2 separate regions of the Homo sapiens genome follow, and region 1 is linked to region 2. The links are chromatin contacts, found by Hi-C or POLR2A ChIA-PET in ENCODE. All regions are on one chromosome and are shown on one strand. Each heading gives the region's core, a stretch centred on a gene start or an enhancer-like site at or near the end of the contact. The rest is flanking DNA. Distances are from core to core; before and after follow the strand shown.

Region 1 (2,700 bases), core at 53-2,552, 280 kb before region 2:
TGTCCATTAGCAAATGAGTGGATAAAGAAAGTGTGGAATACACATGCAGTGGAATGTTATTATTCAGCCTTAGAAAAGAAGAAACTTCTGCAATATGGGACTACATGGATGAACTTTGAGACATTATGCTAAGTGAAATAAGCCAGTCACAGAAGAACAAATACTGCATGATTCCACTTAAAATTAGTATCTAAAATAGGCCAATTCATGGAATACAAAAGTGAAACGGTAGTTGCCAGGGGCTGGGGAAAGATCAATGGAAAGTTTCTTTTTTCTTTGTTTTTGAGACAGAGTCTTGCTATCTCACCCAGGCTGGAGTGCAGTGGTGTGATCTTGGCTCACTTCAAGCTCAACCTCTCAGGTTCAAGTGATCCTCCCGCCTCAGCCTCCCGAGTAGCTGGGATTACAGGTGCGCACCACCACACCTGGCTAATTTTTGTATTTTTAGTAGAGATGGGGTTTCACCATGTTGGCCAGGCCAGTCTCAACTCCTGACCTCAGGTGATCCACCTGCTTCAGCCTCCCAAAGTGCTAGGATTACAGGCATGAGCCACTATGCCCGGCCTCAATGGAAAGTTTCTAATCAACAGGCATAAAGTGTCAGTTAAGCAAGATGAATGAGCCCTAGAGACCTGCTGTACAACACTGTACTTATATTTAGCAATACTGTATTGTATACTTGAAAACGTATTAAGAGGGTAGCTTTCATGTTAAGTATTCTTACCACAATAAAGTTATTCTTTTTTTTAAGTGTGCCACAAATTGAGGAGTATGATTAAATCTACCTTTGGAACCCGAGTTCCAAAATGAAATAAAATAAATCCAACATAAAAATTTTAAATGCTTTAACTATTAAAAATACTATTAAGGCAAATTTTACAAGAGGTAAGATTCAGTTATCATGGAGACTAAGTTAAGATTTTCAGTTCCTAGAGAATTTTTTCCTCCAGAACTGAAAGCTAGCTCACAGGGGTATCTTTTGTCCATTTGTTTTTTGAGACAAGGTCTCACTCTGTCTCCCAGGCTGGAGTGCAGTGGCATGGTCTCAGCTCACTGCCTCCCAGACTTAAAGGAACTTCCCACCTCAGTCTTCCAAGTAGCTGGGACTACAGGCGCACACTACCATGCCCAGCTAATTTTTGTATTTTTTGTAGAGACGAGGTCTTGCCATGTTGCCCAGGCAGGTCTCGAGCTCCTGGGCTTAAGCGATCCACCCGCCTTGGCCTCTCAAAGTGCTAGGATTACAGGCATGAGTCACCGCATCTGGCCTTTCGTCAAATTTAACCTTGCCTGTCTTGTTCATTATTAAACCTCCAGTCCAGGCATAGTGCCAGCACAGAGTCAACTCTAATAAATATTTGATGAATAAGTCCATATCAAAACAAAATGCAAGCTGCTTCCATTCTGTAATTCCGCATTTTGCTAATGAAAGGATATTTGAGTCATAGAAATCAGCAAAGTAGGTAGTATTTGTTGTTCATTCATGGAGATGATAGGTGAGAACCTCAGATTTTAGGCTTGGCCAAGATCTCAGTCTGTTAAAACTGGACAAAGATGGAAAGTTTCTAATTGAGTAGGCATGGAAGCCAGAGATGCTAGCAAAGTCCCTTTAGGGCAGCCAGAATGACCCTTATGAAGGGCAGTCATAATTTTGATCATGTCACGTTCATGCTGGAGAAAGAGTGAGCCAACTATGAAATGGCCACTGGGACAAATATGGTCTTAGGTGGTCAATCTACGGACCCCTAGATTTGAAAGACCATAACAGACTCTTGTCTGAGGATGTCAGCTGAAGCCTCAAACCGAGAATATAAGTGACAAGTGACAAGCCGCTGACATTTCAAAGTGAGGAGTAAAGGCAACCCCACATAACTTGCTAAGAGGTGGCAGGACCAATTCTCTGACCTGGAACCCATTCCTTTCCTGCAGGCTGTCAAGGGGAAAGGGAGGATCCATAGGCACATCAGAGCAATCCTTTCTGTGAAGAGTGTGGTTAGCTTGTGGGGAAGGGATGATTTTCCACCCCACCCCTCCAACTCAAGGCAAGTAACTCTGCTTCCAAAGAAGCCCACCTGGAATGTGGGTGTTGCCTGCCAGTAAGGGAGAAACCCTGGATGCCAGGGTCAAGCCTGAGGAAGTCCAGGAGATGGCTAGCGGAAGGCAGGCCTGCGAGGGGGAGTTATGGGAAGGAGAAGGACTTGTACATTTTATTTTTGCTCTCTGTTCTTTGTCTTCTTCTTCTTCTTTTGAGATGAAGTTTCGCTCTTGTTGCCCAGGCTGGAGTGCAATGGTGCAGTCTCAGCTCACTGCAACCTCCACCTCCTGGGTTCAAGCAATTTTTCTACCTCAGCCTCCCAAGTAGCTGGGATTACAGGCGCCTGCCACCATGCCCAGGTAATCATTTTTGCTCTTTTTTCTATTTAATTGTTTTTCTTAATTGTGAATATGTATTACTTTTGTAATTTTTTTTTTTTTTTTTGAGATGGAGTCTCACTCTGTCACCCAGGCTGGAGTGCAGTGGCACAATCTTGGCTCACTGCAACCTCTATCTCCCAAGTTCAAGCGATTCTCCTGCCTCAGCCTCCCAAGTTGCTGGGATTACAGGTATGTACCACCATGCCCGGCTAATTTTGTATTTTTAGTAGAGATGGGGTTTCTCCATTGGTCAGGCTGGTCTCAAACTCCTGACCTCAGGTGATC
Region 2 (2,700 bases), core at 153-2,652:
AAGAGACCTCAGACCTGGGTGGTTTTGATCATGCTTCTTGTCTTGAATTATCATCTCGGGGTAATGAATGACCGTTATTCAAATCATGCAATATTTGTTGAGAGTCTACCACGTATGAAGCCCTCTTCTAGGCACTTGCAATAGAACTGTGAGCAAAATGGATAAAAGTGCCTGCTCTTGTGGGGCTTATGTTCTAGTGGAGGAGAGAAACAAGAAAAAGAGTAAAATAAGAAAATATTCAGCATGTGTACAAAGGAGAGAAAAATAGCCGGGCGCGCAGTGCTCACGCCTGAATCCCAGCACTTTGGGAAGCCGAGGCGGGCAGATCACTTGAGTCCAGCAGTTTGAGACCAGCCTGGCCAACATGACAAAACCCTGTCTCTACTAAAAATACAAAAATTAGCCCAGTGTGGTGGCACGCGCCTGTAGTCCCAGCTACTCAGGAGGCGGAGGCAAGAGCATTGCTTGAACCTGGGATGTGGAGGTTGCAGTGAGCCGAGATCACATCACTGCACTCCAGCCTGAGCAACAGGGCGAGACTCTTTCTCAATAAATAAATAAATAAATAAATAAATAAATAAATAAATAATAAAGGAGAGAAAAATAAATCAGGGAAGTAAGAAAGGAAATGTGCCAGGGATGAGGGGTGGAGGTGGTGGGGTGGGGCCACTGGCCAGGAGGACACCTTCATTGAGAAGGTGATGTTGAACAAAGACCTCAAGTCTAAGGTTACCTTCATAAGCGGAAGATGAACAAGTTTGCACGGGAGCAAATAGACCAAGGTGGCCACTATCCTTAAGAAAACAAAAACCCATATTCATGCCAAAGGCCAAGAATATTGTTTTTGGTTATTGAAATGGAATGAGTCAGTAGTATCTGTGTGTGTGTTTCTACCAGACGGTTAATGGGCAGTTCATTAGCCGCTACCTTTTTTTTTTTTTTTTGGTGGTGGGGGAACAGTGTCTGGTGGGTGTTTCTGCAGGAGACTGCTGACCTCAGACCCAGCCGACCTGACTAATTTTTGCCAATGGAAAGTTATATGTGTAAGGGATTACAGCTCTTCTTTAATGGGCTGAGTTCATCTGTGGCCAGAAAAAGAACAAAGGCTCCCAGGGTACAGGGCTTTGGGAGGGGTGAGAAGTCTGAATCATAAGCCTGAGCCTAAGCAAGGTGTGTGAAGTTGTTGAGGCTGAGAAAAATAAAAGTCAGAGATGACTTATCTTGGCGTCTGCCAGCCCACAGCAAGGATTGTCAGCTGGGCAGGTTGTCAGCGTTGTGGTCCCATTCTGAGAAATTCCCTTTCTCAGAAACCAGGCATCTGAGAGCATAGGGTTGAACTTTGGTGTTTTAGGTGATGTGGTGAAGTGTTTGTCAACTTGCTGGCTGAGCCTCCTCCACACCGGTAGTAACTCTTGGTGCCTGTGCCAGGAACTGTGTCATCCTTGTGAGTCACCTGTCATGCATGTTTTACCGGGAAGTTGGGTGGTTCAGCTGCGAGCAAGATTCTGTTCAGTATGTATTTCTTTTGATTGTGAACCAACATTAGTACTTCAGGGAGGTATTATAAATAGGTCAGTGTAAAATATCCACCAGCCGTTAATTATCTCAGTCCAGAGTTTGAACTTGCCTCTTCGTGTGGTGGGGGTGTGGAGGGGGGGTCCTTGGTTCTGTGAAAGGGCCCCAGGAATACATTTAGGAATCTCCCACACATGCATTATGCATATTATTTGCCTCTTGTGCAATTGAGCTGGCTCACGTTAGATACCTTGTTCACTCACCTTTCTCAGACGGAGTGACAATTAACTTCCAGGAGCTTCATGACAAACCCTAAAATATGTTGCTTGCCTGCCACATTTGTCCTTAAGAGGGCATGAGGTTCTCCATGAGTAAGTGTAGGCTTTGGGAATCACACTCAGCCCTCTGACTTTGTGAACCCAGAAACTGAGATTCATGATACAAAGGGTAATATTAGTAATAATAAGGCCGGGCATGGTGGCTCACACCTATAATCCAGCACTTTGGGAGGCCGAGGTGGGCAGATTGTGTGAGGTCGGGTGTTCGAGACCAGCCTGGCCAACATGGTGAAATCCCATCTCTACTAAAAATACACAAATTAGCTGGGCTTGTTGGCGGGCACCTGTAATTCCAGCTACTTGGGAGTCTGAGACACAGAATCGCTTGAACCCAGGAGGCAGAGGTTGCAGTGAGCTGAAATCACTCCACTGCACTCCAGCCTGGGCAACAGAGTGAGACTCTGTCTCAAAAAAAAAAAAAAAAAAAAAGATAAATAAATAAATAAATAAAAACAAATAAATCAAATGTAAGGATGTCAAGGTTGTTAATGACAAGATTGTAGCCCAAATGCAGTAGTGAGGTTGGAGAGAGCTGGGGTCCCAGCCTCACAGAGACTAGGTTAGAATTTTAGACCTGCCTCTTACTTGTTGAGTGGCTTTGGGCAGTTCATTTAACCTCTCCGTGCCTCAGTTTTCTTTATCTGTTAAATGGGTCTAGTAATAAGTAGTACCTTGCTGAGCTGTCATGAGGACCAGGTAGAAAATTGAATGAGCAGCCCCTAGCCTAGTGGCTTTCACAGAGAAAGTGCTCAGGAAATGTCAGCAACTCATTGTCATCAAAGTTGTCTTCACATAGTTTTATGAGGGAAATGCTCTTATTCCCATTTTACAGATGAGGGACTGAGGC

The links. Hi-C counts contacts between places; a loop is a spot of excess contacts on that map. ChIA-PET counts read pairs that join two places held with the same protein, here RNA polymerase II (POLR2A). Pooled maps may share reads with other maps.
Region 1: a pooled map shows a loop between it and region 2 (6-fold over the local background). The contact joins two enhancer-like sites. A Hi-C loop is called at or near these places in 1 of 50 pooled maps. POLR2A ChIA-PET finds 5 or more read pairs at or near these places in 3 of 52 experiments (activated T-cell, activated naive CD4-positive, alpha-beta T cell and activated naive CD8-positive, alpha-beta T cell).

The regions. Positions count from the first base shown.
Region 1 is chr21:31,628,858-31,631,557 of GRCh38, reverse strand. No RefSeq gene overlaps it. Among named protein-coding and RNA genes, the nearest start is that of SOD1, 29 kb to the left of the region's middle. Within about 2 kb of position 1,302, at least 3 of the 41 ENCODE cell types and tissues checked have a DNase peak (open chromatin) inside an H3K27ac peak, as active enhancers do.
Region 2 is chr21:31,353,418-31,356,117 of GRCh38, reverse strand. It overlaps a transcript of TIAM1 not described here. Among named protein-coding and RNA genes, the nearest start is that of TIAM1, 11 kb to the right of the region's middle. Within about 2 kb of position 1,402, at least 9 of the 41 ENCODE cell types and tissues checked have a DNase peak (open chromatin) inside an H3K27ac peak, as active enhancers do.